2 separate regions of the Homo sapiens genome follow, and region 2 is linked to region 1. Evidence: read pairs that join two places in POLR2A ChIA-PET (ENCODE). Cell type or tissue: HepG2. All regions are shown on one strand.

Region 1 (8,000 bases):
GATCTTAAGAGGAAATATTAGTGTCCTTTTTCTTAAGCCACTGGTCTAAAATATCTGTCAAGCATAAGATTTAAATCCCTGACAAACAACTTCTAAGATTTTAGAAAAAGTTTTGAGTACCTTGTGATTCCAACTCTTATCTCTGCTTTTGAGCCTCGATTTCTACCCCCTCGTCATAGTCCTTACCCACCTGTAACTTTAAGACATCAAAGTTCATTTTAAAAAAGAAAAAAATAATAAGTTTCATAGAAAGAAAACCTCTCATATATATTGGGAGGGCTAAGACAAATATGTTTCTCTTTTCATGCATTTTTCTGGTTGAACTGAATTCTTTCACCTCCTCTTAGAAAAGTCTTCGACTGTGCCAGCTAGAAGTACGGCAGAATGGGTAAAGTCCAGCCTTGCTAAGACAATTTTTTTGGTCTGTGGTACCTACAGAGGAGGTTCTTACTTATAATGTGAAGTACATGGCATAAACTGGTGGAGAAGAGCTTCCTTTTGTTAAATCGTTCATTTATTCCACTGGCCTAATGAAAGTTATATGAACCACAATGAGTCACAACAATTACCAGTTTAATTCATTTTTTACCCTGTATTTATTTAAAAGGTTTGCTCTATAAATATAGGACCTGTAGATAAAAGGTTTCTCTAAAAATCACTCTCTTTTCAAGATGTTTTCATTAGTTAGTATTCATTTAAGTGGGTTCTACTCTGCATACCATTAAAGGTGTGTGTAAATGTTTTTATTGGTTTCTTCCCTATCTTCCACTTTTGTATTTCCTCTATAAGAGGCAGTGCCATTAACCTTAGCAGGGCTGAGTGTGATTGTCTTTCGATCAGCCCCATCATTGCAAACCACTGACCCATAGCTTACATTACTTAAACCACTGGTTCCTAAACAGAAAAATAGCCCCATTACCTTCCTTGGAATGGTGATGGGCTGTCTGAAAAGTCCTTTCAAAAAGAAGAGTGAGCAAAAATACTCCCTACTTCCTTTGAGAATAGTCCTTTCTTTGATATAAATGTTGCGGTAGTAGTACCTGAGTTTCCTATTTTAACTCTACATGAAACATTTATTGAGTGTCTGCTGTGTTCAGGGTGCTGTTGAAGACACATGGCTATAGCAACATGTTTTGGATGCAGTCCTTTAAGAGCCATACTTTTTTATGCAGGTGATAGGCAGGTTTGCACCTAATAACAATGCAGGGTAAATATGCTAAGTGCTCTAACTGTGAAACAAAGTGCTCTGAGAATGTGGAAAAGAGAATGCTTTAATTCAGACTTTAGGGACAGGAAGCGGAAAGTTAGATTTCAACCAGCAGAGAAGGGTAAGGAGGATAGAGAAAGAGGTTCCAAAAAAATAAAAAAGCACCCCCAAAGGCATAGTGTGGTCTGAAAGTTTATGATGAGCTTGGATAATCGCCAAGTAGTGTGGTATGGCCTTTGCAAGGTAATGAGGGGATGGAGGTAAGGCATTCATGCTTTTGTATAACTGATACGGTTTGGCTCTGTGTCCCCACCCAAATCTCATCTCGAATTGTAATCCCCACATGTCGAGGGAGGAGGGAGCTGTAATTCCCATGTGTCAAGGGAGGGAAGTGATTGGATTATGGGGGCAGTTTCCCCCACGTTGTTCCCATAATAGTGAGTGAATTCTCAAGAGATCTGATGGTTTTATAAATGGTATTTTCCTGTGCTCACACACGCTCTCTCTTGCCTGCCACCGTGTAAGATGTGTCTGCTTCCCCTTCAACCAGGATTGTAAGTTTCCTGAGGCCTCCCCAGCCATGCAGAACTGTGACTCAAGTATACCTCTTTTTTTAAAAAAATAAATAAAATAAGTTACCCAGTTCTTGGTGGTATTCTCTATAGCAGTGTGAAAATGGACTAACGTACTACCCTTTTAGATAATCCTTGCAGCATAAGACAAAGAAACGATCAGTTCACCTTTGGCCATGGACTCACTGTCACCAGAGCTTGCTTTAACCCAATTCTGTAGTTCAGCCAGTCAGAATGTTGGTAGAAAATGCATTAAATCAGGAACCCAGAAAACAGGCTTCTATTCCTGGCTCAGCTATTCATTGACTATGATTTTGGATAAATAACTGTTTCTCTCTGAGCCTTGGTTTACTTCCGTAAATTGGAGATAATAATACTACCTACCTCATGGCTGTTGAGAGTCTTAAATGAGACCATGCCTACAAGGTGTTTAGCAGGGTCCTCAGCATATAGCCAGTACTCAAAAAGTAGAAACAACTTAAAAAGATTTTTATACTTCATTGCCCATCTTCATTGAACTGGACTTTATTTTACTTATTGATAACTTACAACACGCTGGGAGAAACGTCCCGGTGTTTCAAAGTGACTGCGTTAACTTGGAAAATAAGATCCTATTTATTTCCTTCCGAGTAATAGTCATCCTAACATACTGCTCACTTGTGTTTGTAGAGTAGTTATTTTGAAATTTTTGAGACCTGAACTTATGAAATGTACTTTCATGCATTTCTAAAATAATTGTATACTAGAGCTCTTTTCCATTGCTTGACAGTTGTTCATGAGTGTTCCAGTGAGTTTATAGAAGCTAAAAAGAAGATGATCTTCTCTAGTTACATTCTAAGTGCTGAATTTTTCCTTCCTTGACAGATTCCCATCCGGTATCAAGAGGCTCTAAAGATCCCTCAAATCACTGTTGGCATTTAGTGCCATTCCAGCAATTTTGCATCTTGATCTTTTTATTGATTAGAATTTTACCTTCCTTTTCAATCTTTTGAACTCTCTTCTGAACTTTGAAGACTCAAGTGTTTGAAATCTTGATCTGGGTCTGTCTTAGGCTATACAGAAGAGAGCTTTAACTTATGTTTCCAAAATGAGGCCACTACCTCTTTAATTTTTCTTTTTAATTTAATCTCAATGTCTGTAGAAGAAAAGCTTTCACTTAAAGCACAAACTTTATGAAAAGCATTTTTGTTAAAGGGAAATCTTAATGGGAAGAACTGTAGATAACAAATTTGAGGAAAATGTCTGGCAACACAGACTTCTGCAAGTTTGAGGCTCTTGGTGAAATCTCAAACAGTCCAAATGGAAAATTACCCAGTCTGTTTCCTCAAGATAGACTTGTTTGTACAGCGACTCAAAGTTTAAATGGCTGAACAGTAGGTACACACGCTGTACTTATAAGCTGTTTGTATTACAATGCTCTGTTTTTAACCTCCTTTTAGTTTGGAACACAAGCTGGTTAATGTCTTAGTTCTGTGCTTCCTGGATTATTAGTGAATAGCTAAGTTGTATTTAATAAACAGAAAGAAAGTAACAAACAGGCCAATACCTTCACTGAGAAAGCTTCTCATCTCTGAGATTTTTACTTCTGTTTGTTATGCAGAATATTTTAAAATTAGATAATGTTTTATACTCATGAGATGAAAGAGTTTTCAAATATCTGAGGGTTTGTGAGTATATCCGTATTTTTGAGAGTCCCAGTAAAAGTTTCTGGAACTTACAAAAAACTCATCCATGAGCTGGCCAGGTCCTCTCAAGGAGCAAATCAACTGAGGATGACATTAAAAAAAATTTTTTTAACTTGTTTCAACAGTTGTTTTCCGCATTTCCACAGTAATTACCATGCTTACCAGTAAGATACAATTCATCTCTGGATCATATTTTATGTGTTTTAGGCAATAGCAGTGATAGCTAACAATTACACTCTAGAGTTTTACAAAACACTTGCTTATGCGTTATCTCATGAGGTACCTGACAGATCTTCTAAGTATAATTTTATGATATTCCAGCAGATCTATACCAGTTTCACTAGAGTATGAGTAATAAGCATATTGAATTTTTAAAAATTGACACCTGTCTGAAATTTTTAAGAACAAGGCCATTTAGAAAATTAGATTTCAAGAACTCTAAATACTTACTTATATTATACAAAAATGTTACAGAAAGTACCATTAAGCATGGCTATTTCTATATATTCTTCGATAGCCCACAGAAATTTATTTAAAATAATTCTCCACAATGACTAATCCATTACAACCAATATTGTTTTAGTTCTTTCTCATGAAAATAGACTACTAAAATTATAGTCTTTCTAGTTACCCAGTATACATATACACATATATATATGTATGTATGTATATATACACACACATACCATATGTAAGCTGGCTATATATGTGTATATATATGTATATACACACACACCCATATGTAAGCTCGATATGTATGTATGTGTTTATATATGTACCTATACACATAGAGGTACATACACATGTATAAACCTCCATTTTTATAAAGATTGGTGGCTTATAAGAATACATACAGTAAGATAGAAAATATAAACAAGTAAAAAATGAGAATTAGGAAATACATAAATTAAAGTAGAAAGGTAAAAATCAGAGAAAAAGAATTGAACAAAGGTTCTACCATATGGTTCTACATAGTTAATAACATTGAGATATAAGTTTGATTCTGAGTTTCCTGGCAGCCAAAGGAAAAAGAGAAACGTATGATTAATCATGTGGTTCTCATTACCCATGAGAAAATACATACCAGTTCCTCAAGGGAAGGAAGCTTTCCCTGGCACTTAATTGTGATGTAAATTTCTCACGTAGAACTTCAGCAGGAGGACACCGGGTGATATGCTAACAGTCAGTGCTATTCAAGTAGATAGACTAAAGGATTTGGTAAGATAGCTTCTTTTAGGGCCCACTAACTAGAAACTGAGAACCTAATACAAAAGTGTAACTCAATAAAAGTGATTCTGAGTGATCCATGAAAGTAACTTGCTGCCAATCCATCAGGACTTTTATAAGAGCTGGAGAAATTCACATCATGAAATTTATAAATCCTGAGAAGCAGGTAGGTCTCATAGTCCTTGGATGATTTTAAATATTTCTCACAGCCAAACTTTTGATTAAAGCTGAGCCACAGACAGTTCCCATTGGTGTTTTTTAAGAACTGATATTTTCTTAAGGACTCGACTTTACAGAGTAAACAAACAGGATTGGCCTTACAAGGTAAAAACTGAAGCTCCTGAATATAGGAAAAGCAAGCATTTACCCTTGTGGTTATTTTTTAAAGTGCTTTTTAAAAATTCCTCTCATTATCTTCCCTTGATAGATTTCCTGAAGATTTATTTAACAGTATAATGTCTATTGTTATTTAAAGAGAAATGAGGTTTAGAATGCAGAGCCTTTTTTAAGAGAGTATGAACATGCTGATTTAGTTCACCTCCAAACAGAAATGATTGACATCAGATTCTTCCTGAAAGCAGTTTCTCCTGTGGAAAGAACTTTGGGTTCTTCAAGGGGAGTGAAATGGTAGGTTCTGTCTGAGCCAGGTCACCTACAAAAGCAAACAACAATGCTGTTTCCTAAGGTGGTTGTTGGCAGCACTTAGCCGCTGCTGACCTGGTAACCTTTCCTTTGAGTCTCATCCATAGCTCTCCTCTGAGAGAGAACTTTCCCATTTACAATATTACTTGGACACACTACTGTTGCTTAGGACCAAAAGGGTTATTTACACAGGGGAGATAGTGGTAGGTGTGAAGGTATGTGTTGTGACAACTGCCATTTACCCATGCAGTGGGCAGAGTTTCTCTTTTGACCTTGTTCATTCATAGCAGTGAAGTGTGGGCTAGGACCTGTAACATCTCCTAGTTTTAAATGCTCCGGATGGGTACTCTACAAAAGTCTTGGTCATATAGAACCTATATGGAATGCAGTCATGTTAAGAAATTGTTAAGCTGTTGATCATGATATTATACTGTTAAACATAACAGTACAAAAAGAGGGTTTTGTTCTCCAAATAGCTAATTCATAGCTACAGTTATTTTTTTAGTGTACAACCTCAGATTTATTTCATCAGAGAGCAACTGGGAGGTCCCAGGACAGTGACTAAGTGGGAATATGCAGCAATGACGAGTAAAAGCTTAGTTTCTAAGAATCTCAGTTTTTGTGGAAATCCCCTTTAGACTAATGATACAAGAGAAAACATGTGGTGTGTGTTGGGTAGATCATTCCCCAACAGGATGTTTTATTTTTTGTGTTTAGTCTTCGTCCATAGTAACAATTATAATGAATGCATCAAAAATAAAGCCTGCAGACCTTGTGACCTATCTTGTAATCAGCACAAATTAGTTTTAGGGCAGGAAAATCCAGCTGCATATTAGTTTTATTAGATGTTCCCAAACATTTTATTGCAATATTTTGGAAAAAACATCCACAAACAAACCTAAGTTTTCAATGTGTTTCCTATTCAATATGTATTTTGTTTTGAAGGATAATTAGATTGTATGTTTATAATTCCTTTGTTCTTAATTCATCAAATTGCTGCCTTTTGGGAAAATAATTTCAGCATAGGAAAATTACTCTTTTTTTCACCAACCTGTTCTCAGAAAGGGAAATGTATCTTTAGTACACCCCCAACTCCCAAAAATGTTCTCCACATTCTAAAAATGCTTTTAAAAGTTCAAACCATTATTCCTCATTTGGTTCTAATGATATTGAAATGGTTTTTTCCTATTTTGAGGGTCACAATTGCTACTGTTAATCTAATGGCTAAATGATCTGTGCACTGTGTCTGCTTTTCATCTTCATTCTCTTTTTATTGGTGAGGAAACTGAGGCTCAAAGCGATTAAGTACCTTGCACAGGTCAAATGGCTTCTAAGAGGCAGAATGTAATCATTCCTTCTCTCAACATTCAGGAAATATTTAATGAGCCCATACTTTATTCCAGATACCTTGGTAGTTGCACAGGATACATCACTGAATAATAAAATCCCTGCCCCTCAAGGAGCTTACCTTCTAGTTGATGGAGACAGATAATTAAAATATCAATGAGAAAAGTATCTAGTGCATGAGATGATAATAAGTGCTATGGAGAAAAATTAAGAAAGAAAGAGGAATAGGGAGTCCAGAGTAGTTTTGGTTTGAAAGGCAATGATGGCCACAAACACATTGCTAAGAAGTTGACATTTGAACAAGACCTAGAAAAGGTGAGGGAGTGCGACACACAGATTTCCTTGGGGAAGACTAGTGTGGATGGAATGAAGACAGCAAGGTGAGCAGGAGAAAAGGAACTCAGGTAAAAGCCTGGGGCAGTTCATGCAGGACAGTGGCTGTTTGACTTCAGCAGCATAAGAATCACTTGGAAGTCTTATTAAAACACAGATCTCTGGGCACTACCCTTACAGTTTCTGATTCAGAAGTTTGCATTCCTAACAAGGGTCCAAGTGATGCCAGTGCCACTGGTCCAGGGATCACACTTGAGATCCACTGAAGCTATTGGGAGGCTTTGGCTTTTCCTCTTAATAACATGAATGCCATTTCCAGGAACTGAGAATAGGAGAAACAAAATCTCTTTATGCTGTTCCGAGTACACTGTAGGAGACAAGGGCAGAAGAAGGGAAACCAACTAGGGTTCTACTATAGTAATCAAAATAAGAGATCAGGGTGACATTGGCCGGGCGCGGTGGCTCACGCCTGTAAACCCAGCACTTTAGGAGGCCAAGGTGGGCCAGATCACTTGAGGCCGGAAGTTCGAGACCAGCCTGGCCAACATGATGAAACCCCGTGTCTACTGAAAATAGAAAAATTAGCTGGGCATGGTGGCACGTGCCTGTAATCCCAGCTACTCAGGAGGCTGAGGTGAGAGAATTGCTTAAACCTGAGAGGTGGAGGTTGCAGTGAGCCAAGATCACGCCACTGCACTCCAGCCTGGGCAACAGAGCGAGACTCCATCTAAAAAAGAAAAAGAGAGAGAGAGAGAGATCAGGGTGACATCATTGAGCTATGCTCTCTCTCCATTCTGAGTTTATTTGAGGTTGTCCTCTAAAGCAAAAGCATACTAAGCATTAGTTATGTCAACCTAAAATTCCTTTGGTTAAATCTTCAGTTTAATTAGTGTATGAATTCCTTTTCAAAGAGCTGCTTGCCCACAACTTTGAGAAACGGGTGGAAAATATGGGGAGTTTATAGTTGGGATACGTTTCAAATATGGC
Region 2 (8,000 bases), 280 kb before region 1:
TGCTCTGTGTTCCTCTAGCAGCAACTATACTTACCTCTGTCACTACACTTTTCATTTTGCATTATTATTTTTGTTGTTTATTGGTTATTTTATTGCTTACATGTCCCATTAGAACTGCAAGCACCTTGAAGATATATTTGTGTCCCCAGTATCTAGCACAATATCTGACACATGGTAGACACACCTTTTCTTTTTTTTTTTTTTTTTTTTTGAGACAGAGTCTCACTCTGTCACCCAGGCTGGAGTGCAGTGGCAGGGTCCAAGCCCACTGCAACCTCTGCCTCCGGGGTTCAAGCAATTCTCCTGCCTCAGCCTCCCGAGTAGCTGGGATTATAGGCATGTGCCACGACGCCCAGATAATTTTTGTATTTCACCATGTTGGGCAGGCTGCTTCACCATGTTGAGACAGGGTTTCACTATGTCGTATTTCACTATGTTGGCCAGGCTGATCATGAACTCCACCCACCTTAGCCTCCCAAAGTGCTAGGATTACAGGCATGAGCCACCACACCCAGCCAAGGTAGACATGACATATTTTTTATACAAAATGCATTACTCCTTACCTCTTGTTTGTTGCAAGGATGTTGAATGCATGTAAACAAAATAAAGAGGAGAAGGCATTCTGGGCTTGGGGGGAGCATAATCATAATAAATGTAATTTATAATTAGATAGATATAGATGTAGATATTTGTGTTTGATGTCTATCTTTTCTACTCCAGTACATTGCCAGCACCTAGCACAGTCCCTCACATATAGTACATACTGAATGAATATTTTCAAAATGAATGAATGAGAGGAGAAAGAGCATTTTGCAGGATTTCCATTTCTTTCAACCTACCCTGACAGATGGCTTTAGCTCCCCTGCTTTCTCAAACTTACCTACCAGATTCTCCCCTCTTAAGTAATAGATTGATACTTCCTTGTATCTTTGTGTTCACTGAGGGTCTAGAAGTCTTGAAGGAAAACCCCATGCAGAGTTTATGTACATACATGATAAGCCAGACTGACAGTTCTATCAGAACGGCCTTTTTCATAATTTAATTAAACTCTCTTAAATGTAGACATCAGTCAAGGACAACTTTACTGATTGTGTCTAATTGCACATATTTTCTTACACTTTTACTGAAGCCTATTTTTCAAGTTGCTTGAAAGACTGCTCCTATTTCTGAAAGGGGATATGCCAAAGCAGGGTTTTAATTCATTGCCTTTTGGACACACCGTCATTCCCTAGCTAGCACCAATCTGCTACAAAATGTGATTGTGTGATTACTTATAGGAGTCTCAAGCCACCTTTTTACAAGAGTTGGCTGGTTAACTACTAGAAAATTCAGAAAACCTGTCTGCCTTTCATTCATTTAGTCAATCAGCAAACATTTATTGAGTCCCTATTATGTGCTAGAAATGCTTATTGAGTCCCTATTATGTTCATTCAGTTAGTCAATCAGCAAATACTCTGTCTAGAATGATATGATTCATCAAGATCGGCTTCAGATCTTCCCCAAGGGCAGGCTTTGAGAGTAAGTGGGATTGGTGAGAATGGTGGATTTCAGCCTTGAACGTGACATGCGGGCAGCTGGCGTGTGTAGAGAAAGAAAGCTACTTGTGGGATCGTTTTCTATTGCTGCTAAGACAAATTACCAAAAACTTGATAGCTTAAAATAACACAACTTTATCATCTTACCCTTCTGTAGGCTAGAAATCTAACATGGGTCTCACCGGCCAAGGTGTTGGCACGGCTGTAGCCCTTTCTAGAGTCTCTAGAAGAGAATCTGATTCCCAGCCTTTTCCAGTGTCTGGAGACCACCCATAGCCCTTGATTCATGATCCCTTCCCCATCCTCAAAGCCAGCAACGGTGCTTCTCTCTAACCATTCTTCTCTCGTCACATCTCCCTCTCTGACCTTTCTGCCTCCTTCTTTCCCTTTTAAGGACACTTTTGATTGCTTTGGACCCAGCTGCATAATCGAAGATCCTCTCCTTTAATTCCATTTGCAAAGTTAATCCCCCTTTGCCACGTAAGGTAACATACTCACAGGTTCCAGGGATTGTGGCATAGACATCTCTGAGGAAGGGGCATTATTCTGCCACCACATGGAAGAAGGGTGCATGATGAGACAGCGCTGGGGCATTTTGAGAAGGAGGTATCATGGCATGATGGGAAGATCCTTTTCCACTATAAACCTGGGCTCAAATCACAGCTCATTCCTGTACTAACCCGTGAATTTGAACAAGTCATTTGACATCTCTAATCCTCAGTGTCTTCATCTAAAAGGTGTAGATAACAATAATTCCTTCCCAGAAAATGTGAGGGAATAAAATGTTTTTTAAAGTTAATGAAGCAGTGCTTGGCCAAGAATAGGTACTCAGTGAATGAGGAGGAACAGTAAGAAATATGTTTTGGCTGGACCATTAAGGGCCAGCAAAGGAGCAAAAGGAAATAGGAATGGAAAGATGCACAGCAATAACATAGTGAAGAATCTTGAATGCCAAATTTTATTTTACAGACCATGAAATGTTATCAAAGGCACTAACTAGAACAAGTGAGTGGCCTGAGCATTCACCAAGCAAAAACAAACGTCAGATGAATTAAAATGAGTAGCTTTGGCATTAAGATTCCCTAAGGACAGGTAGGCTAGGCCCCCTCACATCTAAATTTCACATTTTAAGCCAATAAGTAGAAAATAAATCCCCCAATTCTGTTGCTGCCAGTGGTGAACAGCATGTTGTCCTCTAAGCACTCAGTTCATGTTCACACATAATTTTAATTCTGCTTTAACTTCAGATTCATGGATTTTCAATTTATCCAACATCTGGAACACCAAGGGCACTGGGAAAGCCATTCTGGGAGGCTGCCACTTACACAGTGGGACCTCAATAAACATTTGTTGATCAAAAACCCAAAACATGGGGAAAAGGAAGATTTGGAAACTGAAACCAGGTCTTTTGAAGTGGAACATAATTTGAAGGGTTTAACTGTGATATATTGAAAAACATATTTTGCAAGTGAACAATTGGTGAAAATTATCAGCTAAGGTTAGCAAAAGATCCAGGGGAGGAAAGAAGGAAGTCTAGAGTCTTCATGCATGTGAAAGGGACATTTTGGAATTACTTTCATTTTTGTCACAATCACACACATACATACACAATTAGGCAATTCCTAATTACAAGCATCAAAAAATAACGTCAAATAATTCAAGAAGATTCTTTTTAACTCCTATGATTATTATGCCATCAACTATTCCTAACTAGTATTTGTTAGTCAACAAAGGAGAAGTTGTTTTGTAAAATTTTTCTGCAATCCACAAAATGTATTTGGTTTGGTATTTCTGGTTAATTAGTTAGTTCTATGTAAATTGATACATTTCTGGTAATAAAAAGAATATTTCAAAAATAACTTCTTCCCTGGATGACAGAACAACAAATAAACACTGTGCCTTTTTTTTTTTTTTTTTTTTTTGAGACTGAGTTTCGCTTTTGTTTCCCAGGCTGGAGTGCAATGTCACAATCGTGGCTCACCACAACCTCAGCCTCCTGCGTTCAAGCAGTTCTCCTGCCTGAGCATCCCGAGTAGCTGGGATTACAGGCATGTGCCACCAAGCCTGGCTGAATTTTGTATTTTTAGTAGAAATGGGGTTTCTCCATATTGGTCAGGCTGGTCTCGAACTCCCGACCTCAGGTGATCCGCCCACCTTGGCCTCCCAAAGTGCTGGGGTTACAAGCATGAGCCACCGTGCCCAGCCCAACACTGTGCTTCTTGCACTGATTTCTGCCAATAATATGAATTATTTTAGGGCATGTATAGTGGGTTCCACATGTGTTGAATTTAACCCCCTGATTTAGAATGCTTGTCAGAGACTTCTTTGCAGACCACAATGTCATTGTGTCTCCAGGTTTCTTTTAAAATTTACATTTGCTCCTGAGGAAAGGGCAAGGTAAGCAGAACTAAACTAATATTTGTAGAACTTCTCTCTGCACTGGCCCTTCAAGGATATCATCTCACTCAATCCTCATTGCAAACTAGTGAAGGAGCTATTATAATTCTCATTTTATGAGTGAAAGTGTGAACCCCAAAGAGTTTTATACCTTGCCTAAAGTCTTTCAACCAGTAAGTGGCAGAACCAGGATTTGAACCTAGTTTTCTCAGTCATCCATGGCTCTAGTTTAACTTCTAGCTGTCAAAACAATTGAAAAGGATCCACCAAGATAAAACAGAAGTCACTGATGAACTAGAACAGGTGCTGAAGCTATAAGATGGAGCCTGAGAGTCAGCCTTACTCTTTGACTTATGTTAAAGAAACATCACTGAACAATGAATTTCTAGTTCACTCATCTTTAGGAAGAAACCAAGAAAGATTTCAGTCAATCAATAAATACCTAGATGCAGTTAAAAGCTTGGCAGATAATAACAACAACAACCGTAATCATGATAATATGTACTGAGTACTTACTCTATTCAGTCCTTACTCTAAGCACCTGAGAGACGTTAACTCTTCTAATCCTCATGACATCTCTGTGAGGTTGGTACTATTATCATCCCATTTTATAGAGGAGGAGCTGGAGAAATAGTGAGGTCACGAGGTAAGTGACAGAGCTGAGTTATCCCAGGCAGTCCTCTAAACCACACTGCCTCCATAAAGGAGATTCAGGAGCATACAACATCAATAAACAGAACCATGTTAATACAAGAGTGTTTTTTATCCACAGAAATAATGATGCCTGGCATGTTTATAGAACTATGCAATTTATAAAAAGGATTCATGCATTCATCATCCCAACTGATTCTCTTAAAGTAGTCTGGATGTATATATTTTATCCATACTGCACAGGTTCTTTCATTCATTCAATTCAAATATGTATTGAGCACTTCAATTCAACTAGCTTTGGAGAGAGAGCAGTAATCAAAAAGTATCTCACCCTTGCCTTCATAGAGCTTACTGTAGCAGACAGGACATTCTTTAATAAATAATCACATGAGTATGCAATTACAAATGGTACTAAGAACTATGAATGAAAAGTACTGGGAATGCTGAGAGCATATAATAGGGAATGACCTAGTCACACACTCTCAGACTCACTGATAGAACTATCCTGGAAGGTAAGATGTTCCTGAGAAAGCTCATTTGAGCTGAAGTCTAAGGACAATTGAGAATTAATTTAAATGCAACAGTATCAATAAAAGCTTCCTACCATCCTATTTAAAATTGCAAGCATTTTGCATACTCCTTACCCATTTATGTTTTTCTGTATCAATTATCATCTTCTAATGTACTATATAATCTACTTATTTATTATGTTTATTTATGGTCTGATTCCCCCTCAATTAGAATGTAGATGCTATGAGAATTTTTAAATCAGTTGCATTCACTCAAGTGTTCTGCATATACAGCCCCTCGGTAATACTTGTTGAATGAATGAATGAATGAATGAATGAATGAACAAAGAAACCAGTAGAAGGTGTTTGGGGGTGTAGGGGCTAGCAGTCAGATGGGATTTCTCAGTAGACAGGTGCCTTTTTTAAATGTCCTGAGGCAGAAGAGCACATAAAGCTCTTAAAAGAACTCAAGAGGCCCGGTACAGTGGCTCATGCCTATAATCCCAGCATTTTGGGAGGCCAAGGCGGGTGGATTGCTTGAGCCCAGGAGTTCAAGACCAGCCTGGCCAACATGTTGAAACCCTGTCTCTACTAAAAATACAAAAATTAGCTGGGCATGATGGCATGCACCTGTGGTCCCAGCTACTTGGGAAGCTGAGGCAGGAGAATCACTTGAACCCGGGAGGCAGAGGTTGCAGTGAGCCGAGATCATGCCACTGCACCCAACCTGGTGACAGAGTAAGACTCTGTCTCAAAAAATATATATACAAAAATTAGCCTGGCATAGTGGCACATGCCCATGGTCCCAGGTACTCAGGAGGCTGAAGAGGGAGAATCACTTGAGCCTGGGAGATGGAGGTTGCAGTGAGCCAAGATTACACCACTGCACTCCAGACTGGGCAATAGAGCGAGACTTTATCTCAATAAAATAAAATAATAGAGGAACTCAAGAAGACCAGTGTGTCTGGAGTGTAGAGAACAGAACAAGTGGGAAAGTGGCAGGAGATGAGATGGACAGGAAAGCTTGGGCCCTTTGCTGAAGAAATGGAAAGTCAGGGTGGACAATCCAAAAAAAGGAGGCATGATTTGGACTCCAAGTTAGATATAGCCAACTCTGTCATCTCTCACACTTCTCCAAGAGGTGTGCATTCTCCATAACAGGGAAATATAGAATACTCCAATTGGAGAAATATTTAATACATTTTTTAAAGATGGTCACTTAACATGCTTGAGGCAGAAGAGCCTGATGGGTATGGTTGATTTATGAGTATCTGGATATTGATGCAGGGGGTGTCAAAGTGCATTAATTTTGTAGAGTTTCCTAATTCTAGTTTGTTAAAACATAATATTTAAAAAGTGGTATCCTAGATCATTTACTGTCTCAGCTAGGGATAATTGATATTGTGGCAGATAGCCAGCATTGTTGGCAGAAAGAGAATCTTACAGGAGGCCAGCAACATCAGACATTCCAGGACCCACTGATAGATTTCTACCTGCCAGCCCCAAAGCATCTTTGTCCTCTTACAGGAAAGAGCAAAGTGTTCCTTAGCCAGGCGGGTGGATGGTGCTCTCCTTTATGTCCCTGCTTGAGGCTCAGGAGAGAGAGGTTTGTGTCTTTTAATTAAAACAGATCTTTGTCAAACTAGTGTTTTGACTCAAAGCTTATTTAATAGACTCCCAGACTATGCCTAACATGTGGTAAGAGTCATGAAACCGTGTGGCACGGTATTACAGAAGGTGCTTTGGGCTTGCTTCTGTCAAACAAATTAAATGCCTGCACTTCATACACTTTACAAGGCCAAATTAAACACTCATCAAAGAGGAGATGCCTTTTAATGTGCAGTGCCTGCAGCCTCCTTGACACTAGCTAGCTTGCTCCACAAATCCCAGGCTGTCTCGGCTAAATACAGGACAATGGCATTTTCTCTCCTGAGCTGTCGTTTCCAAGATTTAGGTCTTCCCTACAAGGATACTTCTTTTTCCAGCAATTCTGAAATTCTAGTTAGCACCTAGAAGATGTTAGCTACCCTTTTGTTCTTCTTCTTCTTCTTCTCCTTCTCCTTCTTCCTCACGGAGTCTTGCTCTGTCACCCAGACTGCAGTGCAGTGGCACAATCTCACTTCACTGCAACCTCTGCCTCCCAGATTCAAGCGATTCTCATGCCTCTGCCTCCCAAGTAGCTGGGATTATAGGCACCTTCCACCACGCCAGGCTAATTTTTTTGTATTTTTAGTAAAAACCGGGTTTTACCATGTTGGCCAGTCTGGTCTCGAACTCCTGACCTCAGGCAATCTGCCCACCTCAGCCTCCCAAAGTGCTGGGATTACAGGTGTGAGCCACCGCACCTGGCCAAGGTAGTTCATTCTTGCAAATAAACATTGTTGAAAGTGTCAGTTATCCATCTTTCCTAGAAAGTATTAATATTTCATAGTAAATTAAATGAGACCAGCATGCCAGAAGCCCTTCCCAGACTGTTCACAAATTGAGGCTGTGATAATTAAAATGTGATTCCATTTTCTGACATGGACACTGCTACTAATTCTTTGGTTTCTATAAACTAGAACTAGCTAGCACACCATTTAAATTAAAATCTAGACTAAACCTTACATAAGCATGCCAGGTTGTGCTTTTGCCAGTCATGTATTGACCTGGGAAATGCTTTGATAAAGTACTACCTTGCTCTAAGTTATTTCTTTGTATTCCAGCTTTCTATTCATTCTGGAATTTTACATTCCAAAGGCTAAAAGAGACCTTGAAAAATCATCTAGACAAGGAATTCTCAAATATAAGTCAGCTAAACAAATGCATTAGAATGACCTGAAGCACTTACTAAAAATACACGTTTCCAGACTTCACCTCAGACCTACTGAAACAGAAGCTCTGGTTGTGGAATGTAGGGACCACATTA

Evidence for each region. ChIA-PET counts read pairs that join two places held together with the same protein. Peaks named below come from ENCODE experiments on the same cell type or tissue, not always from the same donor. Only the 100,000 strongest peaks of a DNase experiment are listed, where the experiment ranks them.
Region 2: POLR2A ChIA-PET joins it to region 1 with 6 read pairs; 2 of 35 experiments call an interaction of 5 or more read pairs at or near these places.

The regions. Positions count from the first base shown.
Region 1 is chr1:61,296,533-61,304,532 of GRCh38, forward strand. All of the region lies in intron 3 of NFIA (nuclear factor I A), which reads left to right. Among named protein-coding and RNA genes, the nearest start is that of NFIA-AS1, 47 kb to the left of the region's middle. RefSeq lists an enhancer at 4,267-4,865. In HepG2, no CTCF peak of the experiment used is centred here; DNase peaks (open chromatin) are centred at 3,129 and 5,469; H3K4me3 peaks cover 694 bases.
Region 2 is chr1:61,014,762-61,022,761 of GRCh38, forward strand. No RefSeq gene overlaps it. Among named protein-coding and RNA genes, the nearest start is that of NFIA-AS2, 48 kb to the left of the region's middle. In HepG2, no CTCF peak of the experiment used is centred here; no DNase peak of the experiment used is centred here; H3K27me3 peaks cover 2,108 bases.